2 separate regions of the Homo sapiens genome follow, and region 2 is linked to region 1. The links are chromatin loops, found by intact Hi-C in ENCODE. Cell type or tissue: ovary. All regions are shown on one strand. Links, peaks and the distances in the headings refer to the core of each region. The heading gives the core; the rest is flanking DNA.

Region 1 (15,767 bases), core at 6,704-9,203:
CTCAAACAAACAGAGGTGGGTGGGGAGTGTCCCTGAGCACCCAGCCTGCAGGCTTTCAGACTGGGTCCAGGCTGGGCTGTGGGTGAGAGGGTGCAGTGCTCAGCCTGGCAGTTGGTCTCTCAGTGGCCATGGCATTCAGGGGGCCTGAACCCTGGGTCTCTGCATCCCTGCTGAGACAGAGGCTGAAGGCCGAGGAGAAGACGCTGGATCTGGAGTTCGAAGTTTTGAGCGTGGGGTTTAATGAGGCGGGTAGATACGCCCTGAGACTGTCAGCAGAGAACCCCCTGCAGGTGGGCTCTGGGGCTGGGGTGCAGTTGCAAGTGAATGATGGGGACCCCTTCCCTGCCTGCTCTGCTATCACTGATGTCATTGAGCAGCAGGAGCCTGGCCAGAGCCTCACCCTCACCAGGAGCAAGTTTATCTTTACTTTGCCCAAAGGTATGAAGTAGGGGTGGGGTTTGGGGGAGAGAAAGACCCTGGAACTCCTGCCTGAGTCCCTTTCTGGGACCCCAGAGAGCCTCAGGAGAACTGGGAGGGTGGGGTCAGAGCTCCAGACTGCATCCCAAAGCTCTGCCGGTGTGACCTTGGGCAAATTCTGGGCCTTTGTAACCCGTGCCTCCTTCAGTGTGGCATGGGGACACTGGTGCCTGTCACGCAAGGTCAGGTGAGAAGGAAATAGAAGGGCAGATGAGAGATGGCTTTGTAAATGTAAAAGTGCTGAGCACACAGTGGGTTTGGGGGCCAGTCCTGAGCAGTGGACATTACACCGAGTAATATTATACTCAGCCCTGTGTGCCTGTCCCTGAGCCCCACTAGATTGTGGGTATGTTGGGGTGGACAGAAATGAGGGGACCTGGGCCCTGCCTTCTGGAACTTCCAGAGCAGGTGGAGAGGAAGGAACTCCAAGCAGAGAAAAGTAAAGTGAGCTGGAATGAGAAGGAAATCCATGCCTAGACTAAGGCCACCCTGGCAGGCTGCCTGGAGGAGGAGGGATGTGAGGGAACAGGGAAACCAAGTCCCAGACTTTAAATGGCTATAAATCAGGGGCAGGCTGAACTCTTCCCCAGTCTAGGAGTCTATGGTGGTGGCAGGACCTAGGATCATCCCACAGGCTAAGCCCTCCCTTCCTCACCCCTGCCCGGTGGGCTTGGATTGGGCATCAGCAAAGGGAGGGAGCCATGGGTGGGGCCTAGGAGGGAGTCGCCTACCAGGGAAATCTTAGCCAAGACTGCTTGGCTTTGACTCAAAGTCTGGGCAGCCCAGGTTTCCCCAGGGCCCTGCCTGTCCTCCTAGTCACCTGGCAGATGCAGAGAAACCTGAGACCATCTCTGAGCCCTGTGTTCCCTCATCCAGGTTTCTGCAAGAATGACGGGCAGCATGATGCTCAGCTGCATGTGGAGGCACTGAGGCTGGACGAACCCTTGGGACGGGCAGCCCAGCGGGTGGGTGAGGCCATCTTCCCCATCTACCCGAGGCCAGACCAACCCCGCATGAACCCAAAGGCTCAGGATCACGAGGACCTGTACCGCTACTGTGGCAACCTGGCTCTGCTCCGGGCTAGCACGGACCCCACAGCCCGACACTGTGGGAGCCTGGCCTACAGTGTGGCCTTCCACGTCCACCGGGGCCCTCAGCCTCCAGTCTCAGACAGCCCTCCCAGGGCTGGCCAGCCAGAACTGATGTCACCATGCCCAGAGCCCCAGCTCCCCATACTGCAGGTGGGTGCTTCCCTGGTCCCAGTTCAGGTTCTGGGCTCACCGGGTACAAGACCCAGCCTCCGTGATAAGCCAGGCTACCCCCTGTCCTGAGCTGAGCTGAGCAGAGCAGCAGAGCTCCCAAGGCTGCCATGTTCAGTCTGAGGAACGTGCAGTCTGAGGATGGACATGGGAGTCCCAGTTACAATGGGCAGACAGAAAATGGGGCAAAGGCCACACAGAGCAGGGAGCCAACCAAGTGGGGTTTCTTTTGCCCTGTGGGTTAGTGTCCCCTGAGACCCTTCAGTTCCCAACCTCGTTCTCACCAGTTTTTGTGGGAGGCCCCGAGTGACCAGGGGACAGAAGCCTCCTCTGTGTGCCCACCCTCAAGCCCATCTAGCATCCACCCTGACCAGGAGGGGCTCAACCCCAACCCAGGACCCAGGTGAGAGAGTCTAGTCCTTATCCGAAATATAGGAGGCTTCTCCCCTATGACCATGTTCTGTGACCAGACAGCATGTCTAGTAGGCCTCACGCCAGCACAGATAGAAGCTGGTAGAGCAAGTAGTAGCCCATTTGACAGGTGGAGAAACAGGCCCAAGGTATGCTTGATGCCATTTAATGTCAACAACATTTCCTGGAAACCTTAGTGTATAATAGTGCACAGAATCCAAAAGTGACAGCACCTAAGCTCAGGGTGTCGCCTGGCTTGAAGACAGTTGGGTATAGTGAGGGTATCATCTATGGTCCTGTAGGGCATGCCTGGCAGGAGAGTTCTGGTGAGGGATTGTACATGTCAGATTTTGGTGACTAGGAACGGCTTCTTGGAAGAGGGTTTATTTGAGGTGAATCTTCCCATTCATTCCTTCATTTACCCTTTTATCCATTCATTCATCCATCAGACATTTGTTAAATGCTAACTCCGCCGACTGCCTGCCAAGTGGGTAAGACTTAGGGATAGCAATACTGGGCTTTGGGGAGGGTATTCCAGGAGGAGGGACCATGATACACTGGCTAAGAGGAAGGGAGAGGTTCCGCTGGCAGTAGAAGATGAGCAGAGATTGGAGCCAGAAGTTGACAACCAAAGGCTCTTGGCCCATCTGCGGTGCTTCTCTCCCTGCAGTGCATTGGTCTGGTGCTGAAGTGGAGCCCAGGTGGTGGACTGTCAGGCTGGGAGAGGGCCTGGGGATGGGAGAAAGTGGAGGGAGTCGAGGGCACCAGGAAGAGCAGAGGTGGATGTTCATTTCAGGAGGCAGTGGGGAACACCAGAGGGGTTTGTGCAGGGTTTGTGCGGGAGAAAGACCAGATCTGAGCTGTGGTTTAGGCCAAGTGATAGGGCAGCATGTACCAGGATAACTACGAGGATGACCAAGGACGCAGGGACCCAGGGACCAGCTTCTCTTGCCCAGTCACTCAGCCTGTTGACATGGCCCACTATGGCCTCTGTCCATTAATTCATTCATCAGTCAATCAACACATACTTTTGACCACTTCCTGCACACCCAGCTCTGTGCTGAGTGCTGATCTTGTAAAATAAAATGCATGTCACCTGCATTCCTAGGTGACATTCTGTTCCCTTAGACTGCAAGCTCCCTGACTTCAGGGCCTGGTGTCCTACAGTTTGTCACAGGACTAGGCACACAAAAGCTGTGAACTCGGAAGAAGCTGTCCCCTGCTCTCCAGGTCCCAGAGTGCCCTGGCCACCTGAGCCACAGGCCACGTGGACGATGCTCTTCAGGCTGCAGTTCTGAATGTGTGCGAGGGAGGGGAAAGGGGACTGGCGAGATGGCTGAGTCGAACTCGGCAGCTCTAATTTCTGTTATTTAAAGCCATCATCTCCCCACCATGCTCCCTCTTAAAGTGTCAGATGTCTGCTTCTGCCAAGACAAGAAAATGGCTTTCAAGGGAGAGGAAAATCGCTTCCCTGGGGGAGAGTGGGGGGAGAGTCAGCAATCATAACCCTGACGACAGGGCCAGGAAGCACAAGGGAGCAGACAATGAAGACAGGTCCTTCAGAGAATACAGGGGCTGTTTCAGCTCCAGATAACTTGCTCTAGCAGTTCAGGCTAAGGAAGGCAGGCACCTTTCTGGTGCTGCTACTTGGAGGCTCAAAGGCACAGCTGGAAGGACAGCAGCAAGAGTGGGCTGTCAGCGAGCAATATTCAGATCAAAGCTACGGATGGATTTCTGGCTCCAGATGCAAATGTCTAGGCTCAAAGTCACCTCTTCCAGGAAGCCTTCCCAGCATTGATTTTATCCCTCCCAAGTTATCCTCAGTCCTGACTGTGATCAGGCATTTCAACAATTGAATCTATTCAATTCAGAACTTGGTTGTAGGCTCACAAGTTGTTCTCCAGTTTGTGTAGTGTGTGGCACTGGTTTTTTTTTTTTTTTTTTTTTTTTTTTCACCAGAACTGATGATGGTCATGGGGGGCAGTGGAGCAGGGGCAGGAGAGCAGGATGAGCAGGAATGCAATAATCAAGATGATCCAGAATGAGAAGGAAGCGGAAGACAAGGCTCAGTGTGAGACCAGGGTCAGAGCTCAGCAAACTTCCACGACTGGCTTTGAATCAGAATCATTTTGCTTCTCAGCCACGGCCCCTGGGTTACACAGCCTTAAATGGCCCTGCCAATGCTGGTCACAGCATTCCCTAGTCCTGGAGACTCGGGAACTAAAACAATCAATTCCCCTGAGCAATAAAATTATGGACAGTGAACACCTTCGCTTCTCCAGTCCCCAAGCTTCCTGCTCTGTGTGGGTGGGGAGGTGATGGTGGGAGGGACTGTCCTCCATGAATATTTCCAGCATGCACAATCACAGCTCCAAGATAGAGGTCACTCCCTGAGCCCTTGACCCAAGGATGGGGATGCTGGGAGCATGCAGGCAGGGGCTGCAGAGGGAATTTACCCACCTAGAGGGCTAACTATTTCCAGGTTCCTGCCAGCCAGAGCAGCAGCCCTTCCCAGAGGCTCAGGGTGCTTCCTTTCTGGGTAGAGCTCCACTACACTCGTCCCACCCCCTCAGCGCTGCCTCCTGTCACCTCTTGGCAGGTTTGAGACCATAGAGCTATGCCTCTCCAGCTCCCAGAGCCTCTCCTTCCCCGGGGTAAGGGGGAGTTCATCAGACCAGATGAGGGTGGCCTGTTCGGTGCTGGACAGAGCACCCCGGGGTGAGGAAAGCAGCAAGGTGCAACCCAAAGCCGGCAAAAAGGCCATCAGATGTGACTCGGCTGGACATTTTTAGGGGAAAATGATGACTCTTGGAGGGCTGGAAAGGGCGGGGGAGACCACAACAGCTGTGGGCCTGGGGCTGGGCTCTCAGAGGCCACAACGCTTCTGGTACCTCACTGCCCTCTCCAAGAGATCCCTGAAAGTCTACTGACAGTCTCCCACTGGCATAGCTGTTCAAGAGGGAAACTGGAAATTCCCAGAGATATAATTTCTGGAAACGCAAATTTTAAGGTTCCTTGTTTGTAGCTCTGGGAGCCATCCTGGGGGCTCCCTCGCTAGAAGGCCGGGAACTCCCTCCCACACAGCTCTGAGCTCTGGAAGGAGAAGGAGGGGTGCACTGCTCCTCCCTCCCCCAGCATTTACCTCTTCCCAACAATCGCAGTTTTGTTTCATAGAAACGATTTCGTTTCCCAGGAGCCTTTTAAATGACACTTTCAAGGTTGTTTTTTTTTTCTTTTTCTTTTCTTTTTTTTTTTAATTCCTTCCGTTTAAAACACCTTTTTTTCCCCCAAGGGGAAAAAAAGGAGAAGAAAAGCTAATAAAGCAATCACCAAACGCCAAGCACCTGGCTCTAAGCCTGTGGATTCTGATTGTGAATTTGGCACCCACTGGCTAGGGGGCTTTCATTAAGGAGAAGTGGAGGGGAAAGGAGAGCGGCCACGGAGCTGTTGTGAACGGCTTTCCTAGCGTCCCCTCGGCCACCCCTACCCCCATCCCACCCCACTCCCCCGACCCCCGCCGCCTGCATGTCTCTGGTCCCAGTTCTAGTTGGAGCTCCAGGCCGGCGCTCTCCCAGCCCCAGGCATCCTCTTGCCTTTAAGGCCCAAGCACTCCGTCCTCACTCCCCCCGCCCCCATGGCCTGCTTTTAAATTCATTATGCCTTTTATTGCTCGCGATTGCATACACTATTTCTATTGCCCTGGAGACTGGAATGGTTCAAGCAGGGAGAGGCACATGATGTGGATTTCATTAACTTTACTCTTTACTGCCCGTTTAATCTCAGGGGTGCAGCACGGGGGTGTGAGTGGGGGCTGGCGTGGCTGGGGAACTGGGCACCTCTTCGTTCATGCCCCATCCCCTCAGTGCTGGACCCTTGGGTTAGCTGGTTTCCCTCATCTTCTGAAGCCTCCCCTTCTGCCACTCCCTCTGCTCTCCTGGTGAGGGGAGTTGTCACTGGCCCATTTCACAGGTGGGGAAAGAGAGGCTCTAGAAAGCAATGCTTGGGCTGCTACCAACAAAGTGGTGGGAGGTGGGGAAGGTGAGAACAGGTTAGATCAGGACTGCCAGCCCCTCCCAGGCTGATGTCCCAGCCCTTGGGTACTGGGGTTCCCCCTCCTCCTCCTTTCCTGCGCTTCACCAAACACAGAGGACTGGAGGCCAGTCAGCTCCTCCTTGCAAATGAGGCAGTTTTATGGGCTTTAGAAAAACACTCCAATTGTTCCCTCAATTACCCTGGAGCGGATTGAATATATTAATCTCTCTCTTAACTCGAGTTAGAGACTCTGCTGCCACCCCTCCCCCAGCCACCAGTGCCCCTCTACAGGCACGTGCCAGAGATTGACTCCCAGCCCCCACCCTCTGGGCCTCAGGCCCGAGCAGGTCAGCCCCGTCCAGGCAGCATGCTTCTGCTGAGGCTGTGCCCACCGCCAGCATACACACACACACACACACACACACACACACACACACACACACGCAAGCATGCACACACACACACACACACACAGCAGACAGCAGACAGCTGCTTTACATTTCTCCATCAATTTACATTGATTTTCTCCTCTGCCACTATTTGGAAGAGCCTTTTCCTTGAGTAAACACGATCATGGGGGCTCCCCCTTGAGTAGGGGGTGGGAAGGGGACTGCAGGCAGCTCCCCCTTCTCCTCCTTTGACAACTGCCTCCAGCTTAAACACACTCTGCCCCAGGCAGCTGAGCCCCGTTAAAAGCTACCTGAGGTTTCCCTTTGTAGCTCGATTTTCTTTTATTTCAGGGGAACAAAGGCACTGTCATGGCGTTCTCAGAGAATGCTGTCACCCACGCAGGGAGGGGTGCAGACCGGCACCATGGCGGAGAGAGAGGTGGGGCAGGCAGGTGCTGGCCCTGGGGAGGCTGGGGTGGGGGGCACTTCCAGCCCCCACTTCACCCCTGCACCTCCCACCCTGTCAGGGAGAGAGGCCAGGGGCTAAATACATCGTGATCACCCTGCAGGCAGCCTGCTGGCTCCCCTTCCTCCTCTGGGTGCGTTGAAACACTCTCCATTCATGGGGTCCCTGAAGGAGAGCCCAGAGGTCCTGGGCAGCATGGACGAGACTCAAAATTGCACAGTTTGAGGGAGTCCCATATTTGTGTCCTTGCCCAAGCCTGTCCCTCCACCCCTGTGCTTCCAGATTTCCATGTCATCTGTATATGCTTTTAGGGTCCTAACAGGGTCTGTGCCTGGAACTCAGCAGAGTAGAGGATGGGAGGGATTTGGGATTCAACCAGCTTAGGGTGAGAGGCAGGTGCATGGAAGTCAGGAGGACCTGGATGCTGATTGGGCTCTGGCATTGATTTAGCAGCGTTTGACCTGGTGCAGGTTATATAACTTCCCTCAGCCTCCACTTCCACGTCTGTAAAATGGGAGAGAGCAATTTCTGTGCCCTTTATTGCTGGCAAGATGAAATGAGCTAGTGTACAGTTAGCCTTGCCCTGCAGTAAGTGGTTAATAAATTCCTGCTGTTCTAGTAATGATTTGGGATGTCTGTATTGGGCAAAGAGGATGTGTCTGGGCCTTGGTTTCTGCACCTAGAAAATAGGATTGCTCCTTCTTGCCCAGCCAGTCTCCCAAGGGAGGGGTGTTAGGAGCTTGTGAGTCTCACTGTGTCTGGGCCCAGATTCCAGGTTGCAGGGTGGAGAAGGCCAGCCCAGCCTGGGTGCTAGTCTGGGAAGAGCCTCCATTAGCAGATTGTTGTAACCGAACACACCAGATGGCCCTGCTGTCCTCCTTCATCTCTGCCTTTCCTCACCCCAGCCAGGGGCTGACGCTGACTCACACCTCCTGGAGGCGTGTGTGTGTGTGTGTGTGTGTGTGTGTGTGTGTGTGTGACAGAGAATGATGTGGGGGGAGATGGAGAGGAAGGGGTTGCCTGCCTCTGATGTCTTCCCAACCAGACCAGCCCCAGCCCCAGTGAGCAGCTGATGGGCTCCAGGGAAGGGAAATGTGGTGGCCTTCTCATCTCCAGAAATTATCTTCACAGTGAAGGAAGCGGGCATAATGTGCAGGAAGGCCCAGTGACGATGGCCTTTTCTTAACCTTACACCCATGGAAAGCGGATGTGCCCCCAACTCCTGAACACCCTCCACCCACCCCCAACTCCATCCACCCTCATGGATGCTGCGACACACAAGGACACATACACATGCACACATACGTGAATATACACAGACCTCCAGCATCCTCAACATGCAGAGACCCCCCTACCCTCCACCTCCATCTCAATGATAGATTCACCCCGAGACACCAATGGACATGCCTGGGAAGCGCACATCCTCCCACACACAGACTCGCACCTCCCTGGATCTCCTGCGTCTCCCTGGTTCCATCTCTGTACAACAACCCCAAGTGCAGCACCAGGTGAGAAAGGGACTTGGGGACATGGCATATGTGATATATGAGGTGAGATTAAAACCCTGCGTGAAACCCATCTTTAATATACCTCTGACAGTGGATTAGGGTGGGGAGCAGCAGGGTAGGAAGGCTGACAGCACCCAGTGAGCCCACCCTGGCCCTGGTGAGGGGTAGGGCTGTTAGGCCAGCCCAGCCACCCCCAGCCTGGGTCCTGGGCTAGTTCTGCAGAGTCCTGGGGTCAGGAGCAGCTGAGGCCAGCAGGTACCAGGCCCCGTCCCAGGGAAGATGGAGAATGCGTGTGGGACGTCCTTCCTCCACCTGGACCTGACAGCCTGCCCTGGGCTCCAAAGGTCCAACCTCCCTCAGCCTGAGGTGATGATCATTCATTCATTCATTCATTCACTTTCCCAAGCAGTAAACTGGGTTGCTGTATGTCCAGCCTTCAGGGAGCTGCCAGGCTGGGCAGGGAGAGGAAATAGGAGGAGTTGAGGAACAATCACTTTCCAAGCCGATTGTGGAGGAAGTGGTGGGCATGAGCTGGGTGGTCGTCAAGGACTCAGTCTGTTGGAGGAAGACAGTTCTGCTGGCAGTCAGAAGACTTAGTTTAGAACCTCATTTCCCAGTTGCATATGAGCAGTTATGACTTGGAGCAGGTCCCTTACCTCCCTGGGCCTCAAATTCCTCATCTGTACGATGGACAGAGTCCTATCTACTAACAAGGAAGTTATGAGGCTCAAGTGAGGAAGAGATTGGGAAATTGCGTGGTGCTAACAACCCATCCCACAAATGTCAGGGAGACAGTTGCACCCTGCCTCTATGGTGGGGTGGGATTCCAGCAGAGAGTGGGGAGAATGGTTTTCAAGGGTGAGCCAGGCACGGTGGCTCTCGCCTGTAATCCCAGCACTTTGGGAGGTCAAGGCAGGCAGATCACAAGGTCAAGAGTTCCAGACCAGCCTGACCAACATGGTGAAACCCCGTCTCTACTGAAAAATACAAAAATTAGCCCGTCGTGGTGGCATGTGCCTGTAGTCCCAGCTACTCGGGAGGCTGAGGCAGGAGAATCGCTTGAACCTGGGAGGCAGAGGTTGCGGTGAGCCAAGATCACACCACTGCACTCTAGCTTGGGCAATAGAGCGAGACTCCATCTCAAAAAAAAAAAAAAAAGGTGGAGGACAGTGTGAGCAAAGGCGTGGAGGTATTCGAGGGACAAGCAAGTAGGGGGGAAACAGGAGGTGGAGAGAGCTGGTTCGTAGGATGGAGGTGGTAGGGAGTTGCAGGGGATGCCAATGGAATGCACAGGAGGTGCCATCTCTGAGTACTTCGAGCTCTGTACTATCCCCTCTGTACCAGAGGCTGCTCTGGGCCAGGCTGGCAGAGGTGGAACTTATATCACATTTGGCAGCCTGCAGAGCCCATTGGAGCATCATACTGGTCTTGGGAGGTAGGCAGGGTAACCTTGATAGAGCCCATTTTCTGAAGCAAGAAACTGAGCCCCTAGAGGAGATAGACAGCTTGCCCAAGGCAGTCAGTAGCAAGGTCAAGCTGGAATCCAGATCACCATATATTTTGGTCTTTCTGAGCCAGTAGTCAGCACACAGGTGGGAATGACTAACAGCATCCTTTCCCAGGGAGACTCACACTTTGCAAGCTGTTCCTTAGCCCATTTGCAAGCTGTTCCTCAGCCCATGCAGCACTAATGCTGGGCTTTCTGGGCACGTGAAAGGATCACGGGGAAGCACTTTGAGGGAGGAGATTTCTTCCTGGTGGCCCCAAATCACACCGAGTCCTGCCAAGACAGGTTACTTGGTATTACGCTGGCCCCAACAATGAGTGCTCATTTATTGCACTGAATGGTTTGGGAGCAAGGCTGGGGATGGAGTTGGGGCTGTCAGTGGCTCAGAGTCCCAGAGCAAACTCCCTGAACCACTGCTGTTGGCTAATGACACTTAGAAAAAAGTGTTGCATAAGTAGCCCTGGCCCATAATTAAGGCCTTTCCACCCTGTCTGAGAAGTGACAGTGAGTTACAGTCAAGAAGGTTCAGTAGACAAACTTTGGACTCAGGCTTGAGTTCAGGTTCCTGGTCTGCCTTGCAATAGGTGTTCCTGAGCAAGTCATTTTACTTCTCTGACTATTTTCTCATCTGTAAAAGGGGGATAATGATGTCTACTTGGCAATGTGGTTGTGACAATTAAATAACATTCTAGCCTCAGTGCAGTCCAAGAGGTCTCGGAGGAGAGGGGGTTCCAAAGACTTCCAGAACACAGGCAGCCTGGAAGCCACCCTGATTCACAGCCTTGGAGGCGGGGGTGGGGGGATGGGCCACCCATCTCCACCCCATTACCTCTGCAGAGAGGTGTTACTGATTCCTCCATGCAGGAAGCATTTGTTGAACCCTGATTCTATGCCAGGCCTGGCCTCTCAGAGCTCTTGGAAAGACAGGAGCACCACAGGGAGAGCACTGCAGTCCCTGGGTATAGAAGGGGAAGCAGCTGGACCCACCTTGTGGAGGCTGAAGGCGCAGTAGAGGGGTGGAAAGTATTTGATCAGGGCAGAAAGGCAGAGAGGAGAGTAGTGATGGGCTCTGGTTTCAATCCTTCTCTGCCCCCTCCAGCTGTGGGACTTCACCTCTCTGCACCTCCTTTCCTCATCTGTAAAATGAGGATGATAACAACACTCGCCAGCAGGACTGTTGAATTCAATGTGTAGTAAATTTAAAGACTATAGCCAATGCTCACAAAACGCTGGCCATTCTCGTGACGCCGAGTGAATGGCAGCTTGCCAGGTAGGCAAGGGTTGGACGGAAAAGCTTGAATAAAGACCCAGGGGCTGGAGAGACTGTGGCTTCTTTGGGGAACTTGGAAGCTCTCTGGGGAGCCAGTGATTGTGGGAGCAGTTGAGGGGCTGGGCCATGGGGCCCCCACTCCTTACCCCACCCGGAAGCCTGGTCTTGAGTCACTATTGGGCCAGTGGAGCTCACGGATGGGCATGGGAGCGAGGAGGTTGTAGACATTATTTTAATCTTCCTCTTAAAGCATAATTGCTTTTTGTCGGCGGGTGTTCCTGGAGACGCCTCCCCGTGGGATTGTTTTCCAGGCTCCTCTCTTCCAGGAGACAGGCAGGGGCCGGGCCAGCTCCACGCTGCATTAATACGCTGCAAATGCGATTTCATGGCCTCAAATGAGATTAGGGCCAGAGGCTCTGCTCTCTGGTAGAGATGGCGGGTGGTGTGAGCGAAGGGTGGCGGGCGCTGAGCAGGGAATCTGAGAGGGAGGGAGCCCGGGCTGACTTGGCCTGAGTGAGCAGTTTCCTGTAATTGGAGCCCCTCGGACTTGCTGGCGCATCCCGGCTGCAGAGCCAACCCTGAGGCCCTGTCCAGTGGGCGAGGTACCCAAGGCTGTCACCCCCACCCCCAGGCTCCCCACAAGCACCTCAGTAAGGAGAGTGCTGTGATTAAGGCCACAGTCTCTGCAGCTAGGTGGCCTAAGTCTGAAGCTTGCCTCCATTTTCTTATCTTTAAAATGGGGACAACAAGCTGGGGGCGGTGGCTCACGTCTGTAATCCCAGCACTTTGGGAGACCGAGGCAGGCAGAACACTTGAGGTCAGGAGTTCGAGACCAGCCTGGCCAACATGGTGAAACCCAGTCTCTACTAAAAATACAAAAATTAGCCAGGCGTAATGGCAGGCACCTGTAATCCCAGCTACTTGGGAGGCCAAGGCGGGGGAATCGCTTGAACTTGGGAAGCGGAGGTTGCAGTGAGCCAAGATCCCACCACTGCACTCCAGCCTGGGTGACAATTGAGACACCGTCTCAAAAAAATAGAAATAAAAATAAAATAAAGTGGGGACAATAGTAGCACCTACCTCATATGTCATTGTGAGGACTGAGTTAACGTATGTAAAACACACAGAATATTGCTCACTGTTAGCTATTATTATGAGGTTCCTATACACACCCGTGCATGCCCTAGCAAGGCGAGAAGGCACTGGGGGCTTGGACTGTGGAGAGGGAGGGTTTGGGGGAGCAGGCATCACTGTCCCAGGCTGAAGTAGCAGGAAGGAGGAAGATACTTGACACAAATGTCATCCCTCACTCATACATCAAGCACCCATCTGGTGCCAATTCTGCACCAGGCAACATGCTGGGCCCTGGGGACATGGTCCCCGCCCTTGGGGAAGATAGATCCTGTCCCAGAGAAGCCCACAGTGGATCATGAGCCAGGGCAGGGGAGGCCCATGGGCTGTGGATCTGATGTCCCTGAGGTCGGGTGGGGGAAGGTTGCAGCGAATCTTTGTGCAGGTTGTGCACAATTCAATTGTGTCTTGAATTATTCAGGCTGGCTGGGGAAGAGGGATGGCCCAGGCACATGGAACAGTAAAGGTGAAGGCCTGAAGGCTGGAGAGACCACTGCTCCTTCACAGGGACCACAGGCATGTCATGAGTGTGGGTGTGAGGGCCTGGGGTGAGCAGACCAGGAGGCTGGCAGGGGTCCCCTGCAGTGATGGGGTCCTACTAAGGTGTTTTTTGAAGCAGAGGAGGGCCTTGGTCAGATTTGGAGGTTGGAAGAGTTGGGGTGAGGGGACACAGGTTTGCTGGAAACAGGTTGAGCCTATTGTCCCCACCCCAAGGCCTCTCTGCCCTCTGAGTAGACCCCCCACCCAACCTTGGCAGAGCACTGCTTCTGCCCCTCCTGATGGAAGGAAATGGCAGGCAGCTTCATTGCTCACTCCTTTATTCAGTCCCTTGTTACACGAGTTATTGATTTTTCAAAAGAAAAATGCCCAAAAGCAACGTTGCATCTTTAGCAAAGTGATTTATGACATGATGGAGGGAGCTGGGCCGCCCCAAATGAGAGCTGTGGTTGCCAAATGCCAAGAGGAATCCTTCAACATGGCAATCCATAAACGTGCCTGCTAAGCAAATGGAAGCCGCGTTGTCCAACAACGAGAACATCACACTCTACTCGTCACCCCCAAGTCTCCTGTTGCCAAAGCTTGGGCCAGAGGTGCTCCATCTTGGCATACATTGGTGTAAGTGTGAGGGAAAGCTCACTGTGGGGCTGCCTACCATGTGAAGGCATCCATTCTCTTATCTAATCCTCGCCACCACCCTGCACAGAGCCTGCTGGTAGACCTGCTCTGCAGATGAGGAATGGGAGGCTCTGAGGGATCAGGGGGTTTGCCCAAACCCTCACTCCGGTGCCTGGCAGAACCAGGGTTAGAGCCAGGCCTGACAGATTCCAAGTCATCATGCTTTTTTTCTTTGCTGCCAAATCTTTTTGCCTATTTGGTGGTGACCAGAGCCCACAAGAACTAGGTGCAGCAAGAGAGGGTCAGGACTATCACAAAGTCTGCTCTGAGACAAAACACAGATACACAAGGGTTTAGCCCAGTAGCCGTTTACTGAGCTGATAGAAGTCACCTCTGCACGGCAAGCAACCAGGGAAAGGTCAGAAGGGCAGGCCCCCAGAGCCTCCAGGATCCCACCCTGGCCCACTCAGCAAGCAGACCCTAAAGACAGCAGCCTGCATCTAACAGGCTTAGCTGGAAATGGGAGCGAGCTACATTAGTGATAGAGTCACAGTCTGGGGTGTTATGACCCCACCAGCCCTCATAATCAAACAGCCCTGCAGCCCCTCTGTGCTGGATAGAAGTGATGTCCTCCAGGCCCCCTGGCTCTGCCCTTGCTTATGGGGGCCGGCCAGCCATGCCCAGCTGAGCCTCTGGGGCACACCACCTCAATCTCCTTTGACACCAGTGTCTGCAGGCTGCACTGCCGCAGAGCCATTGGTCTGGCCTCATTCAAAAGGCCAGGTGTTTTCATCTCTGGTCTTGAATTTTTCATGCTGCCCCAGTTTCTGGAGAGAGGAAAGGAGAGCTGCGACTCCTTTCCCAGAGTGAAAGGAAAAGGCAGCGTGGTTTGGTGGTAATGATCTCGGACTTTGGAGCCAGCAGGCCTGGAGTCAAATCCCAGCTGTGCCGCCTCAAAGCCGTGTGACCTTGGGCAAGTCCATTCCCTCAGAGCATTTGTGTCCTCACCTTAAAAATGGACTCTGGCCAGGTGCGGTGGTTCACGCCTGTAATCCCAGCAATTTGGGAGGCTGAGGCGGGTGGATCACTTGAGGTCAGGAGTTCGAGACCAGCCTGATCAACATGGGAAACCTTGTCTCTACTGAAAATACAAAAAATTAGCCGGGCGTGGTGGCATGCCTATAATCCCAGCTATTGGGGAGGCTGAGGCAGGAGAATCACTTGAACCCAGGAGGCGGAGGTTGCAGTTAGCTGAGATTATGCCACTGCACTCCAGCCTGGGAGACAGAATGAGACCCTGTCTCAAAAAGAAAAAAGAAAAGACTCACAGCAATAACTCCGGGAGCGTAAATGTGAGGATGAAATGACATGGCGCAGGTCAACTCTTGGCATGAGACCTGGCACACAGTAAGTGCTCACTAAAAGTTGGGGGTGTGAAGGGGCTGGTGGTGACGATGACAGCAGTAATACCAGGACATCAGGCGGGGCGAGAGATTGGGCCATGGAGAGGGGCTCACACAGCAGGTATATCAGCCAGGGTCCTGCCAGGAAAAAGAAGGCATTCAAATTCAGGAGCTTGAGGGGAGTTTAATAAAGGGACTATTTACAATACTGAGGGTGGGGTTTAGGAAAAACAAGAGGGAGACTACAGCGCCTTGGGGGCTGGAACCTGTGAGAAGCCTTCCCTGACTCCTAGGTTTGAAGAGACAAGAGGGAACAATGACCATAACCTGGAAAGGCACTTGTATGGAGAGAGTTGGCTGCCAGGCAGAGTCCAGGAAAGTGTGCCTCTCTCCCAGAGCCCCCACACTTGGCCTTCTCTTTTCCTGACTCTTGCCCCTTCCCCCATATCTCCCTATCACTCTTTCTCCATTGCTTTTGGGCAGCTGAGTTGGATGAGGTGGGAAATGTAGGCAGTGTGATTTTATAGCAAATGGCAGCTCATAGCTGTGTGATCTTGGGCAAAATGTTAACCCTCTCTGAGCTTTGGTTCCCGTCCTTATCCAGTGGGAGAATCAGGACTGCTCTGAGGGCCGAATGAGACCATGAAGGTAAAGCTCTTAACGCGGACAGTGAAGTCCCCCAGACGTGCTTGCTTTTTTCCCTGCTAACCAACTTTGGACTTGGTGAGTTCTCCCCCACTGGAATGGGCCAGAGAAGTGAGAAATGGCCATGGGGTGAAGTCTGCATGTCTCCACCAG
Region 2 (15,767 bases), core at 9,535-12,034, 54 kb before region 1:
CTAGTAAATAAAAGCCTAGGTACTCCATGCCCTCACACAGTATTGTTGAGAAGCTATTTAGCATTGTGTTATCACATCAGACTGACACTAGAAATCAGTGTAATGTGGGCTTGAGAAGAGCAGAGCCGCAGGCCAAAGTGAATGTTATACTTATCTCCATTCAGTTTTATCATTGCATAAAAGAAAGGATGGGTGTCATAAATGCCACAGGCAATTCAGAGAACTATTATTAAGACAGGAAGCTGAAAGAATAAAAGGCATCTTACTGTAGCATGGGACAGAAGGAAACTGACATTAAGGCATCTTACTTTAGCATGGGACAGGAGGAAACTGACATTTTTAAAAAATCAAATATATGAAATACCTGTTTCATCATTCCTATTCTATTTTCATTTTCCTTTTTAATTTTTTGCCTTCCTTTTTTTTATTCTTTTCCAACTTTTAAGTTTAGGGGTTCATGTGCAGGATGTTCAGGTTTGTTACACAGGTAAACGTTTGTCATGGTGGTTTGCTGCACTGATCATCCCATCATCTCAGTATTAAGCCAGCCCAGCATCTATTAGCTATTCTTCCTGATGTTCTCCTTTCTCCCACCCCTACCCTCTGACAGGCCCCATTGTGTGTTGTTCCCCCGATGTTTCCATGTGTTCCCATCATTCAGCTCCCACTTATAAGTGAGAACATGCAGTGTTTGGTTTTCTGCTCCTGTGTTAGTTTGCTGAGGATAAAGGCTTCCAATACCATCCATGACCCTGCAAAGGACATGATCTCATTCCTTTTTATGGCTGCATAGTATTCCATGGTCTATATGTGCCACATTTTCTTTATCCAGTCTATCATTGATGGGTATTTAGGTTGATTCCATGTCTTTGCTATCGTGAATAGTTACGTTTTCCTTTTTAGAAGTCTTATGTTTATATATCTTAATAATATAAAATAAATAGCCTATAAACCTTAAATATTCAATAAGGACTTTTAAAAAGTTAAAAACAAATTGCCATATACAAGGATAAAAACAGTGTAAAAATATTGTTTTATTTTTTCACACATATTTAATTGGTCTTACTATTAATTGTCACTACTTGTTATTAACTAGTCCTATTGTCTGGTTTAAATAACATTTATATAACAGAAAGGTAAATAAATCAGAATATATAATTTCAAATAAGCACCTATCTTCCATATTTTATGGTAATATTTTAAAATCAATGGCACATCCGTGTATAATTATTTATTATATATGGTATTATGGCTTTTGTATTCGTCTGGCATGGCATGGCATGGCTGTGTCCCGGGTTGTCTTTCTAAAATATTGGTGATCCTGTCTGTCACTTGCATCATGTTTCTTTTTTCTTCATCATCTTCTTCTTTTTTTTTTTGAGATGGAGTCTCTCTCTGAGCCCAGGTTGGAGTGCAATGGGGCAATCTTGGCTCACTGCAACCTCCGCCTCCGAGGTTCAAGCAATTCTCCTGCCTCAGCCTCCCAAGTAGCTGGGATTACAAACATCCCCCACTATTCCTGGCTAATTTTTGTATTTTTAGTAGAGAAGGGGTTTTGTCATATTGGCCAGGCTGGTCTCAAACTCCTGACCTCAGGTGATCCACCCACCTCGGCCTCCCAAAGTGCTGGGATTACAGGTGTGAGCCACCACGCCTGGCCCGGCATCATGTATCTATGGTTCCATCCACATGGCTGTCGTGCATATCAGTAGCTCAATCCTTTAGACTGCCGAGTGGTGTTCCATTGTATGGATACAATGAGCCCCTGGTGGTGGTGGTGGTGGTGGTGTTTTTATCCATTCACTAGCTGATGGATATTTGGGTTGTTTCCAGTTCTTGGTGATTATAAACATGTGCATAAAGGTTCTTGTGTGCACATTTTTATTTTTCTTGGGTAACTGCCTAAGTGCAGAATTCGTGGGTTATATTATGAATGTATGTTTTACTATGTGAGGAACTCCCAATTATCTTCCCAAGTGGCTGAACCATTTTTGCATTCCCACCAGCAGTGTATGAGCTGCTTTGCATGCTAGTTAGCACTTGATAATTTGTTTCATTTTTAAAAATTTTCAGCTATTCTAATAGATGTGTAGTGGTATTTTCTTATTTTAAAATTTTATAGCAGTCATTTTGATTGGCATTCACAACTGCCTCAGAGGGAACCAAGACAAAAAGAAAACATAAAGAAAGAAAATTCTGCCTGTGGAGCGGAAGAATGGGAACAGGTGCGGAAAGGGTCCCAGGAATGGGTATGACATTGAGCATATTCTGGGTAAAAAATCAGCTTTGGCTGAGGAAAAGTGCCCCAGGGAGGTGGGGGGTTATGTCAACCAGACTGCCCCCTCTCCCAGAGCTCAGACCCAGGGCTCTGAGAGTCCTCAGGTCTTCGTGTCTCAAGAGGAAAAAAGGAGTTGGGGTGGGGGGAGGGCAGAAAGAGTTCTGCCCTTTATTATTTATTATTTATTTATTTATTTATTTATTTATTTATTTATTTATTTGAGACAGGGTCTTGCTCTGTTGCCCAGGCTGGAGTGCAGAGACATGATCATGGCTCACTGCAGCCTGAAACTCCCTGGCTCAATCGATCCTCCCACCTCAGCCTCCTAAGTAGCTGGGACTACAGGCATGTGCCACCACGCCCAGCAAATTTTTTATTTTTTGTAGAGATGGGCTTTTGCCATGTTGCCTAGACCAATCTTGAACTCCTAGGCTCGAGCAATCCTCCTGCCTCAGCCTCCCAAAGTACTGGGATTACAGGTGTGAGCCACCACACCTGACCCAGAAAGCTTATTTTTGATGGGCAGTGTCCACGTCACCATACTGTGAGCTCCATGAAGGCAACCCATCGTCACTCTTGTCCCCTGCTCTGTTCCCACACCTGGCTTACTGCCTGTCTCATGGTTGGAGCCCAGGAGGTACTTATGGAGTGGATGGAATAATGAATATTTCTAGACCGCTGAAGCTGCTTTAGTGAACGTCACACAGAACAGTGACTGCACTCTTTCTGCCAGTCTAGTGAAAGCCCCCTTTGCTTGCCCTAGGCCCAGTTTATGACCCATCTTGTCATTTCTTCACCACCTCTCACACCTGTTCACTTTACTACCCCTTCCCTCACCACTGCTTCTTCTCTGGGCTGTTGACATAGCCTCCTTACAACTCTCACAGCCTCCCCCAGTCCTCTTCTGTCCCCCAGTTTCTAATCTGTCTTATCTTTGCCAGATGTTGGATTCATAAGCCTTGCTCTTATCCTGACCTGTCACATCAAAGCCCCTGTACTGGCTCTTGATATCCACAAAAGAAGAGCCAACAGGAAACTGGCCCCAGCTCCCTTCCTATATCCCAGCTCCCATTGGCCCTCTGGAGGGCTCTTGATTTTGGTCAAAGTCTATCTGCATGTTTGTTGTTGTTTTTTGTTTGTTTGTTTGTTTGTTTTTTGAGACGGAATCTCGCCCCGATGCCCAGCTGGATTGCAATGGCACGATCTTGGCTCACAGCAACCTCCACCTCCCAGGTTCAAGCGATTCTTCTGCCTCAGCCTCCTGTGTAGCTAGGATTACAGGTGCAACCACACCCTGCTAACTTTTTGTATCTTTAGTAGAGACGGGGTTTCACCATGTTGGCTAGGCTGGTCTTGAACTCCCGACCTCATGATCCGCCCATCTCGGCCTCCCAAAGTGCTGGGATTACAGGCATGAGCCACTGCGCCCAGCTGCCTTCATGTTTTTAAAACTGCCCTTTCCTGCTGAAACCGAACCTATCCTGTCTGCATGGCCTCTCAAAAGAACGAAAGAACCAGGGCTTCGGGATCAGAGAGATGTGGGTTCAAACTCTAGTCACCTATTTCCTAACCAAGGGGACATTGAAAAATTCCTTAACCTGAGTCTCAGTGCTCTTTTCTCTAGATGGGCAATAAAAAGTACCTACCTTTACTTGGGAGGCTGAGACAGGAGGATCCTTTGGGTCCAGGAAGTTGAGGCTGCAGTGAGCTATGAAGCACCACTATGCTCCAACCCGAGTGACAAAGGGAGACCTCATCTCTAAAACAAAACAAAACAAAAAAGTACCTACCCTGGGTTTGTGTAAGGAGATGGTATGTATAAAGGGGGCCTGGCATATACTAACAATGTAGGAATTTAAAACATAGTAGATATGATTTTTGGTAATTCCTGCCTAAAGAAAAAAAGGCTAAAAATAAGGGTATAATTAATTAATTGTTTTCTAATTCTTTCCCAGCCGTAACACTGAAGGTTGCTTCCCTAGGGAGGGAATTACCTGGGTAGAGATTAAGTGTGGGTGCTGCTGCCCCCAGCCTAATGGGTCACATGCCCTAAAGAGAAGCTGGTCAGTCACAATGCTCCCTCCAGCTCCTCTCTACCTTGGGATAGAGGCCTCATGGGTTAAAAGACCAACCAAACAACAACAGGACACAATAGAGAAAATAGCCAGTGAGGGAGAACTTTTTCATCCTTTCCCACAGACATATGGGATCATTTCATGTGTGAACATCATGAAGGAGGAAGACAAAGACAAACAGAAAGTGGTCCTCCTAACTGGGTGCTCCCTGAGGGAGAGGCATGAGCCTGATGATGATTGGAGATTGCTATGGTTTGTATAATAGTGTCTCCTCTGAAATTCATGTTGAAACAGAATGCCCCATGCAACAGTATTAAGAAGTGTGGTCTTGAGGTCGTGATTGAGTCACGAGGGCTCCATAATCATAAACGGATAGGGTTAGGGGGTTAGGGCTCTTATAAAAAGACTTGACAGGCCAGGTGTGGTGGCTCACGCCTGTAATCCCAGCACTTTGGGAGGCCGGGGCAGGTGGATCACCTGAGGTCAGGAGTTTGAGACCAGCCTGGCCAACATGGTGAAACCGTCTTTACTAAAAATACAAAAATTAGCCGGGCATGGTGGCAAATGCCTGTAATTCCGGCTACTTGGGAGGCTGAGGCAGGAGAATCACTTGAACCCAGGAGGCAGAGGTTGCAGTGAGCAGAAATCATGCCACTGAACTCCAGCCTGGGCAACAAGAGTGAAACACCATCTCAAAAAAAAAAAAAAAAAAAAAGACTTGACAGATGGAGTTCACTCTTTTACTGCCCTTCCATCCCTTCTGCTACTTGAGACCATGGCATTCCTTCCCTCTGGAGGATGCAGCAACAAGGTGCCATCTTGGAAGCAGGGAACAGCCCTCAGCAGACATAACCAAACCTGCTGGTGCCTTGCTCTTGGACTTTCCAGCCTCCAGAACTGCGAGAAAATTAATTTCTCTTTTTTATAAATGACCCAATCTCAGGTATTTTGTTATAGCAACAAAAATGAACTAAGACAGAGTTGCTCCAAGAAGAAGACGCTTAAAACCTTTCCAAAGCAAATGGGTCTCCTTGGAGTAGAAAGCTCCCCAACATCAATGAGATTCTAGAGGGAACATTATGATCACATATCAGGGAAGAGAGTGAAGCTTCAAATGGGCTCTGATTAGATGCTCTCTAAAGCCCAGCTTCATTCTGGGTTCTGCAACTGAAGAGGCTTTAGGGTTAAAAGGGCTTCCAGTTGCTTGAAAAGCAAAAATAAAAAGAAGAAGCTCATATGTCAATAAGGTAAGTCATTAAGAAAGTAGGTGCTTTTAATACCAGGTAATGTCAGCATAAGAATATGTATACAAAGGTGGGTTATTTTTAGTATTGGTTGAAGGCACATTATTCTTTTGACAATTAGAATAAAGAAAGCAATTAGAAACTCCAGGAAAATGAAAAGCTGTGCAGAAAAAGCTGTAGCCCAAATATAAAGCAAATGAAATGTGGCATGTCTTTGAGCAGCTGATGGAGCATAAGAAAATTGAATACATTTGACCTTGATGCTAAGGACCCCTTCTGAGCAGCCTGGGCATCATGACATTGGATCAGAAAGGAAAGAAATGTAATTCTTGGATATTCCTTGGCTCAGCGGTGACAGTGAACTGTACTCACACAGGCATGAGAATGTAATATTGGTTTATTGATTTTTTCAGAGTCAATTTATGGACAAAATGCAGCTGTTATAATAATGACTTCAGAATAGTATCTAAATGTTATCATCATTTAAAATGTAAAAGTAAGACTATTAAAGACTTGAGAGATAGAGGAGAGATAGAAGTCGGTTTCTTATTTTACATAGTGGGAAGTCATTCGATTGTATCTTCACTCTATGGAGTAGGATGTAGGTCTATTACTTAGAGCTCAAAGGTAACCAGTGGAAGAACCAAGAATATTTTAACTCGCAAAAACCAGGAGGAATGAAGAGTGATGAAAGGGAGCCATGCGTATGAACTAAAACCTTGTTTTTCCCAGCAGAGTGAATGAGTTTCCTAGGACTGCCATAACAAAGTATCAAAAACAGTGTGACTCGGCCGGGCGTGGTGGCTCACACCTGCAATCCCAGCATTTTGGGAGGCCAAGGCGGGCAAATCATCTGAGATCAGGAGTTCAAGACCAGCCTGGTCAATGTAGTGAAACCCTGTCTCCACTAAAAATACAAAAATTAGCCAGGCTTGGTGGCAGGAGCCTGTAATCCCAACTACTCAGGAGGCTGAGGCAGGAGAATCGCTTGAACTTGGGAGGTGGAGGTTGCGGTGAGCCACATCGCACCACTGTATTCCAGCCTGGGTGACAGAGCAAGACTTCATTAAAAATAAATAAATAAATAAATAAAAATAAAAAACAGTGTGACTCAAACAACAAAAATTTATCATCTCACAGTTCTGGAGGCTGAGGTTGAAATCAAGGTGTCAGCAGGGTTGGTTTCTGCAGGGGAGGATCTGTTCCAGGCCTCTCTACTAGGATCTGTTGCTTGCTGGCGATCTCTGGTGCTTGCAGATGCACGGCTCCACCAGCTGCTTTCATCTCCATTTTATGTTCTCCCTGTGTCTTCACCTTGTCTTCCTTCTGTATCCAAATTTCTCCTCTTTATGAGGACACCAAGAATTCTAAATTTTGAATTTGGCCTTCCACGTAGTTATTAAGACACATTTGTCATGGATTGGAGAACAGAACATATTAAATCTTTTGTAGAATTTATAACTTTAAAATATTTACACATATGGCCAGATGTGGTGTCTCATGCCTGTAATCCCAGCATTTTGGGAGGCCAAGGCAGACGGATCACCTGAGATCAGGAGTTCAAGTCCAGCCTGGCCAACATGGCCAAACCCCGTCTCTACAAAAATACAAAAATTAACCAGGCGTGGTGATGGGCACCTGTAATGCCAGCTACTTGGGAGGCTGAGGCAAGAGAATCACTTGAACCCAGGAGGCGGAGGTTGCAATGAGCCAAGATCATGCCACTGCATTCCAGCCTGGGCGACAGACCCAATCTCAGGTATTTTGTTATAGCAAGACAAGAGTGAGACTCTGTCTCAAAAAAAAAAAAAGAAAAGAAAAGAAAAGAAAATAGGCCAGGCGAAGTGGCTCACACCTGCAATCCCAGCACTTTGGGAGGCCGAGGCGGGTGGATCACATGAGGTCAGGAGTTTGAGGCCAGCCTGACCAACATGGAGAAACCCTGTCTCTACTAAAAATACAAAAATAGCTGGGCGTGGTGGTGCGTGCCTGTAATCCCAGCTGCTCAGGAGGCTGAGGAAGGAGAATCACCTGAACCTGGGAGGCAGAGGTTGCAGTGAGCCGAGATCGCACCATTGCACTCCAACCTGGGCAAGAAGAGTGAAACTCCATCTCAAAAATAAATAAATAAATAAATAAATAAAATATTTACACATATGGTATATGGGCCTCCAATTATTCTTTTGTCACAGGCCCTGCAAATGTTATGGGCAGGCCTGACGTGTGTAACCACAGCCGAAGAAGAACCAGAAACCATCAGTTGTTGCTCTGGAGAGTGCATAAGAGAAGGCGAGGGTGGGAGAAGGAGGATCGTAGTGTTTTGTTAGAGGCCTCTCTGTCAATGTGATGCTCTGTTTTGCCATTTGCATGCTTCACTTCAATAAAACTTATGAAAATTATCCAAGTTCTCACCTCCTCCCTTGAGTCTTCCTGATCCGCAGCTCTCACCTCTCTTCTCTCAGCTTCTACAACCCTCAGCAGCTGTGCCGCCTTCTGTCCTGCTTGGCCTGCTCTCCCAGAGGCCCCTGAAGACAATACCACCTCCCCAGGCCCACTGGCCACCTGTCTTCTTGTCTCCCCCGAGAGGTTCCCTGGGCTGAGGTCAGCACAGCCTGCTTGCCCTGCCTCCTCTTGGTCAGCATTCTCTGCCAGAGCTTCTCTCCTCCCTCCATCTCTAGCCTGGTGCTCCCACCTGTACCTCCTGGTAGCCCCTCAGGGTTGGGAGAAGGCCAAGCTCTGCCCACAGTCTCTGTCTGGTGGCTGGGGGTGGGTGGGGAGGTGTTGCATGGAACAGCGCTGCAGCCTCACCTCTTCGTGAGAAGCAGGTGTCTGCCAAGCCAGATGGGTTTCTGCTGTCAGTGAGAGGCTCCACCTTCCTCCTGACTGTCCCAGGCCTTTGCCACCACTGTTCTCTTTATGTCTCAGTCTCCCTCCCTCCCCCTTCCCTCACCCTCGCTTTCTGCTGGGTCCCCCCGTTTCTCCTTTTCTCTCTCTCTGCATTACCCTCCAAGCCCTTTACCCTCAATTCCATCTTCCCCTGGAGCAGAGGGATTATTGTGACTCCCCCATTCCAGACCCCAGATCCTGCTTCATCCTCAGGGTTAAACTAACCCTGCCCCACCCACTCAACCTGCACCCGCGTCTAATCCAGACCCTTCATGCTGACCCCTAACAAATGGCCCTTGGCCCATTCCTAGTGCCCCACAGCTAACAGAGGGTCGTGATCCTGACCCTATAGCACTGGTTCCAATCTAGAACTTTAAACTGAACACTCACTGTCATTCATAACACTCCCCAGTCCCACCCCTACCCTTTGGGAAGGGCTGGGGCTGAAAACTCGAGGTCTGTGATGTATCCTGGGGGTGCGGCCAAGTTCTGCATTCCTGGAAACTGGGACTGGCTTGGGGAAAAACAAAAATAATTCCTATGAAGTATGCTTCAATTGGTGCTACTGCTGAAAATAGTCCCTGAGGATGAACATGAAGGTCAGGAGAGAGCAGTGGGAATGGTGCCAGGAGAGGGGACCAGAAAAGTGGCTGGAGATGGCCCTGAGTGGAAGGGCAGTGACAGTCAGCAGGGAGGGCTTAGGAGGCCCTGGGCAGACGGAGGAGGGAGGAGAGAGGGGGGCAAAGGCTCCAGCTGGAAGGTCAAGGTTATTGTTCATTCATTCCTTTGTTCAGCAACTATTTGTTAAGCACCTACTAAGTGGCAGGCCCTTTGCTGGGCACTAGGGGGATAGCAGTGGACAGAACGAAGTACCCACCTGTGTGGAGCTCACATTCAGATTGCGGAGATAGACAGGAAACACACTAACAGAGATGTCAGGGGAGGGGAGGGAAGAAGGACAAGTAAGGCAAGGTGAGGAGACAGCAAGGGACAAAGACTGTTTATATAGAGTGGCCTGGGAAGGCCTTTCTGGGGAGCTGGCATTTGAACAAACCTCAAAAGACAAGAGGAAGGGAGCCCTGCAGGTGTGGACAGACTTTGTCCAGTTAGAGGAAATAGTAGGAGCAGCAGCCCCAAGGTGGGAGCAGGGCACACGTGGGGCTGCACACAGTGAGCAGGGCCAGAGCAAAGGGGGGTGAGGCCAGGGAAAGTGGCCAGGTTGCCCACCAAGGCTCACCTGGGTTCCTAGGTCAGAGATCCTGAGAAGAGGGGAGAAGCCCTCATGCCCAAGTGGTGGGAAGGGGTGGAGGAGAATGGGGAGGAAATGGGAGTGAGGCCACCCCAGGTAAGGTCAGCTGCAACCTCTGGGCTAGGGTGACGCCAGAAGAGAAGATAGGGCCTGCAGTGCCTCTCCCCCATCCACAGCCCTGGGTGCACATGCCACGAGCTCCTGCTCACTCCACCTCACATCCCCACACTTGTGCATGAACAACACACACACATGGAGAATAGTCACAGGCTCACCTTTCACATGCATGCACACAGAAATTGTGCATGAACACACGCATGCACACGGGCCCCTTGTGTTAGTGTAGACATTTTTGAGAATTCTAAACAGGCAGAATATAGGGGCCAAAGGACTTTAGACCAACTCTCACGTATGACAGAGGCACTAAGGCCTAGAAAAAGGAAGCCTCATAATTTGGTGACCTAGGCAGATCACTCTATGTCCCCCCATGCATGTGCATGTTGTGTGTGTGTGCGCGCGCACACACACACACACACACATGCACGCACGCAGTCCCACCAGCTGTCCAAAGCTCCTTCCATAACCCTATCTTCTCAACAGCCTCTCTCTCCCAGGACACCCACAGGCTTAACCAAGTCCCACCAGGAGTGCCCCGAGTTTCCTCCCAGCTATTCCAGCAGGCTGCTGGGGGGAATACAGTGTCGGGACCAAGATAGACTCTGCCCCTCTTGGTGGGATGGCTACAGCCCACAACCACAGCTGACCACAGCAGCCCCCGACTGCCTCTCTCCTCTCAGAGCCTGTTTCCGGGTTCAGACCTTCTTCCTCCATCTCTCTTTCTGGGTCTTTCTCCCTTGCTTCCTTTCTCTACCTCCAGAAAGGAGGCTGTGATTCTCTGTTTTTCCCTCTCTTTCCTGGTGTCTCTCTCATTTCTCTGTTTCTCTCCAGTTTTCTGTCTCTGCTGGGCTTGTCCCTCTCGCTCCATCTTCTCATCAGGATCTTTTTTTTTGCCTTCCAGGAAAAGCTGACGTGGTGCCCCTGGTCAGTGGGAGTGAGGCCTTCTGGGGTGGGGGAGTCCTGGTTGAGCAGCCACAGCTGGGGTGCGGCTGGCGCCCTGGCTAGGGGCAGCAGGAGCAGGAGCAGAGCGAGAGGCAGCGGAATGGGAGGAGAGAGGGCTGGACCTCTGCAGGCAGGAAGGGGAGCAGGGGGAAAGAAAAACTGTGGGAGGGAGTGAGCCCCCCTCCCCTGCTAGGGTGACCAACTGTACTGGTTTGCTGAGACTGTCTCGATTTTAGCATGGAAAGTCCCATGTCCCAGAAAACCCATCAGTTCCAGGTGAACCAGGACTGTTGGCTGGTCACCCTACAAGCTGCCAGGGACCCACAGGAGACAGGGCCAGGACTCACAGGAGGGGCTCCCAAGCTTGGCCTCCTAGTTCTGGGGACAGTCAGGGCCGCACATACTCACCAAGGGTCCCCATCTCAGGCCTGAGCCCAATTTAGAGGAGGCCAGGAGAGGGGAGATGGCAGCCCAGACAGCCCACAGGAAGCTCCCAGCCTGAAAAGATCAGGGAGCCCGACTTCTGACTTGTCTCCCTGCCTGCTGGCATGATCTCCTGTGAGGTGGGCTTTACAGAAAGAACTTGAGCTCTGACAGCAAGAGAAGAGCAGAGGGGCAACCCAGGAGGTCATACGCCCCATCCTCAGAGGCCTGCACAACTGCTCCTGGGCTCTGCTGAGGAGCAGGCCCACCTGTCCCACTGTGAGACACCTTGGAGAGTCAATAGTCCTTGGCTGAGATCCTGGCGGCCTTATTGTCCTTCCTGGTGGAAGCGGGTATGGCCACACCTTGCAGGCAGTGGCAGGACCTGAGCAGACCAGGAAGATACATCAGTGACCAGCACGCACAGTCTCATTTCTGCCCAGGTGGGCTGGTCCCTCCCACTTTTCCCGCCCTCAGCCCCCCACATCTGTTTTGAGGTGGGAGTCTGAGCTTAGTGTTTGGCTGTCATTAAGGTCTTAGGTAGGGAATGAGGGGACAGACTCCCTGCCCCCAGAAGGCTGCTGACATACTCACCCACCCAACAGAGCATGGGTCTCCTACACTGTATGAAATATTCTCTAAAATGTCTTGGGCATGCCCCTTCCCTAGCCTGGGCCCAAAGGCCCTATCTGTAAGTTGATGAGGAGATGAAGTGGGTGAGCTCTAAAATGCTTCCTTCTGATGACCACCCAACTTGTCCATCATGCCATGAAGGGGGCGCTTACAGAGTGTCTTCCCTGTGCTGGAGATCAATAGCACCTGGGAAGTTAAGGCCTCTGCCCTCAGTGGGCTTCCTCTCTAGTAAGGGGTCGCACATTAAGCACGCATGAATAAATAATCACAGCTTATAGGAGGAGCTATGAAGAAAAGTCAGGAATGTCTGAGAGAACAGTCACTGGGAACTGAGGGCTGAGGAGGTGCTTGTACTCTGACCCTGATGTGCTTGCAAGGAGGGAGGTGGGGTGGGAACTATGAGCTCCTCAGAGCACCCTGGAGGTAAAGCTGGTGGCACAGACTTTGTGCAGGTGAGGGTGTGTGTATGGGCTGTGCAGAACATAGTGAAGCCCCCTCCACCAGGAAGCCCTCCCTGACTGACACTGAGGTCACTGAGTCTCCCCTCTGGTTTACTGAACCCTGGATGTGTTTCTTGCAGCCTCTGGTTGGCCCACCAAATTCAGGACTTTCCTAGAAATTCTCCAGCACAGTCAGGATGATGCAAGAGAGGGCTTCCTCTGCAGGGGAAAGAGAGGGTGCTCTCCATTGGACCATAATAATATCCTCAGCATCAGACTCGGGTGTTTTGCAGGCAGCATGCTGGGGACTTCTGTGGCCTTGCTTGGTGACAGGGAATGGGGTGTGATGAGCTGGGGCAGGCTTCCTGGGGATGCTTTCAGCCAAAGATGAGCCCTGTCTGCCCTTGGCCCTGCTGAGAGGGTAAGTTGAGTCATGAGCAGAATTCAACCAGTTATCAGATGGAAGGCCAAGGAAGCTTGGGGAGGGCTACTGAGGGGATACGGTAGGCTTGTCTGTGGAGAGCAAAATTCTTCAGTCTACAAAGTTCTTTTCTGGGCTCCTTCATCTTTCGGTTTCTCTTCCAGCTCCCTCGTTTTGGGCCTCTTTTGTTTCCCCATTCCCCTCCCCTGGGCCTTCCCGTTTGGAAAAGGGGTCACATATCCTCACCCTGGAGGCGTCTGCCCCTTCCACACAGTTGGTGTTGGAACAGTGGAGCTCAGAGAGGCCGATGCTGACCGCGTAGATGTCCAGCACCAACAGTGGGATTTTGGGCCCTGTGGGGGACACAGAGAGAACTCTCCGGGAGTGCGGCCCCTTGGCCTCCCCTCTGGGTGCCCAGTGGGCAGTGGGCCTGGGTGGCTCAGAATCCCAGCCAGGAGCACTGAAGGTCAACAGGCTCCCGCCCTGAGTTTTCTGAGCCAGGCCTCCCTGTTTCCTCCCCAGCCAGTGGGGAGCGCAGTGAGGGGCGGGGCCTGGAGTCTTGGGAGCTCCCTGGACAACAACATGCATTTAGCGCAGCTCAGTCTCAGAGCCAGCAGGATATGTTTTCTTAAAAAAAAAAAAAATGCCTAACATCTTGGCTTTCACCGAAGGGTTGGTATCTGCTTTGTACACTTTGGCCTTCTTGGCTTTTCACTGAAACACACACACATGGATGCACACTCACTTCCACACACAAACCCACACCAAGACAGACACACACACACACTCACACACAAACTCATGTACATGGTTTCATACCCACATCCATGCAAACACACATACAAATCCAGAAATACGCACCCTCACACCCACAAACTTGTACACACACACACACGTATACACACCAACACACATACAACCCTGGCTTGGACAAAAGCTTCCCGTTTTTTCTTGTTTGAAGTGGAAATCTCCCACCTTCCATGAGATTCAATTTCTCGCCCTTCCCCCGCTAAAATCCTCCTGGCCCCATCATTTCTTGGGTCCTTTCCAGACAGTGCTGTGTCTTTAAGGAAGTTGAAGCTGCTAAAAGTGAGTGAGAGAGAGAGAAAAAACACAACCCAAAAAAATTTGGCATCTCTTCCCCCCTCAAGTTTCTGGTGTCACTTATGAAACACAGGTCCTTGTTGCTGCAGAGAAGCAGTTGTTTTGCTGGAAGGAGGGAGTGCGCGGGCTGCCCCGGGCTCCTCCCTGCCGCCTCCTCTCAGTGGATGGTTCCAGGCACCCTGTCTGGGGCAGGGAGGGCACAGGCCTGCACATCGAAGGTGGGGTGGGACCAGGCTGCCCCTCGCCCCAGCATCCAAGTCCTCCCTTGGGCGCCCGTGGCCCTGCAGACTCTCAGGGCTAAGGTCCTCTGTTGCTTTTTGGTTCCACCTTAGAAGAGGCTCCGCTTGACTAAGAGTAGCTTGAAGGTAAGCCAGTGGGGAGGAGGGCTCCAGGGCCAGCGGCGGGAGCGGGAGGCCTGTTGGACATAGGGGCTGGTTCCCTCTTGGTCCATCCCTGCTGGTCTGAGGTGCGTGGGACAATCCCTAGCTTGGAGCCGTCCAGGGGGCATCTGCTTCTTCCACAACCCACAACTGAGGCCCCAGAAATCCCAGCTGCGTTTGGGCTGAGCCTCTGGCCTCACCCAAGTCAGCTGAGAGGTCCTGGCGGGGGTTTATTTAGGCAGCTGCCTGGCTAAGTTTGAACAGAACAGGCCACGGGTGTGATTCCACAGAAAAGGCCTGGTGTCTGCTGCGGTCATGGCCGGAGGAGCGGGAGAGGGCGGGTGGAGTGGATGGGGGTGGTGTGCACTGCACAAGGGGCCTCGTCTGGGCCAAGGCAAAGCATACCTATGGGGGGCTCCGGTGGGAGGGACTGCGGCCAGGATGTGGGAGGGCAGGGGGAGGTTCTGCAAAGTGCTGGGGGAGGGGGGTGGCTGGAAAACAGATTTCAAGTCATAAAGTCAGCTAGGAACAGGCCGAGGCAGGGAGAACTCTCCACTCGGAGGAGGAGCTGGGGTCCTCTTCCATCCCGTCTTCATCCTGCCTGGCTGCGTGACCTCGGGCAAGTCTCCGCCCTTCTCTTGGCCTCAGTTTCTCCTTCCGTAGGATGGGGGCGGTGGGCTAGGTGGTGTTGGGATTTAGCTGGGTTATGTGGGACAGGGCCTCCTGATGGGAAAGAGCTCTGGCTGGGCTTGTGGGAGGAATGAGTCCCTTTGGCAGGTTCTCGGGATCCCCTGGGTGACATGCCTTTCTCTGCAGGAGGCACCATGCAGGAGCTGCATCTGCTCTGGTGGGCGCTTCTCCTGGGCCTGGCTCAGGCCTGCCCTGAGCCCTGCGACTGTGGGGAAAAGTATGGCTTCCAGATCGCCGACTGTGCCTACCGCGACCTAGAATCCGTGCCGCCTGGCTTCCCGGCCAATGTGACTACACTGAGCCTGTCAGCCAACCGGCTGCCAGGCTTGCCGGAGGGTGCCTTCAGGGAGGTGCCCCTGCTGCAGTCGCTGTGGCTGGCACACAATGAGATCCGCACGGTGGCCGCCGGAGCCCTGGCCTCTCTGAGCCATCTCAAGAGCCTGGACCTCAGCCACAATCTCATCTCTGACTTTGCCTGGAGCGACCTGCACAACCTCAGTGCCCTCCAATTGCTCAAGATGGACAGCAACGAGCTGACCTTCATCCCCCGCGACGCCTTCCGCAGCCTCCGTGCTCTGCGCTCGCTGCAACTCAACCACAACCGCTTGCACACATTGGCCGAGGGCACCTTCACCCCGCTCACCGCGCTGTCCCACCTGCAGATCAACGAGAACCCCTTCGACTGCACCTGCGGCATCGTGTGGCTCAAGACATGGGCCCTGACCACGGCCGTGTCCATCCCGGAGCAGGACAACATCGCCTGCACCTCACCCCATGTGCTCAAGGGTACGCCGCTGAGCCGCCTGCCGCCACTGCCATGCTCGGCGCCCTCAGTGCAGCTCAGCTACCAACCCAGCCAGGATGGTGCCGAGCTGCGGCCTGGTT

Evidence for each region. A loop is a pair of places that touch in the nucleus more often than their neighbours do. Peaks named below come from ENCODE experiments on the same cell type or tissue, not always from the same donor. Only the 100,000 strongest peaks of a DNase experiment are listed, where the experiment ranks them.
Region 2: a loop joins it to region 1, with 3 times the contacts of the local background. A loop is called at or near these places in 5 of 110 quality-filtered maps.

Annotation. Positions count from the first base shown.
Region 1 is chr15:74,217,144-74,232,910 of GRCh38, forward strand. LOC105370893 (a long non-coding RNA gene) reads right to left here. Exons shown (of 4, transcript XR_932459.3): 3 at 14,895-15,107; 4 at 14,450-14,707. It also overlaps a transcript of CCDC33 not described here. Among named protein-coding and RNA genes, the nearest start is that of CCDC33, 11 kb to the right of the region's middle. RefSeq lists a silencer at 1,434-1,643 and enhancers at 6,243-6,980, 6,981-7,718, 14,883-15,767. In ovary, for the core only: no CTCF peak of the experiment used is centred there; no DNase peak of the experiment used is centred there.
Region 2 is chr15:74,159,843-74,175,609 of GRCh38, forward strand. ISLR (immunoglobulin superfamily containing leucine rich repeat) reads left to right here and starts at 13,868. Exons shown (of 2, transcript NM_005545.4): 1 at 13,868-14,177; 2 at 15,009-15,767. The coding sequence starts at 15,017. RefSeq lists enhancers at 8,373-8,552, 12,613-13,601, 13,602-14,589, 14,590-15,578. In ovary, for the core only: no CTCF peak of the experiment used is centred there; DNase peaks (open chromatin) are centred at 10,839 and 11,589; H3K27ac peaks cover 2,500 bases.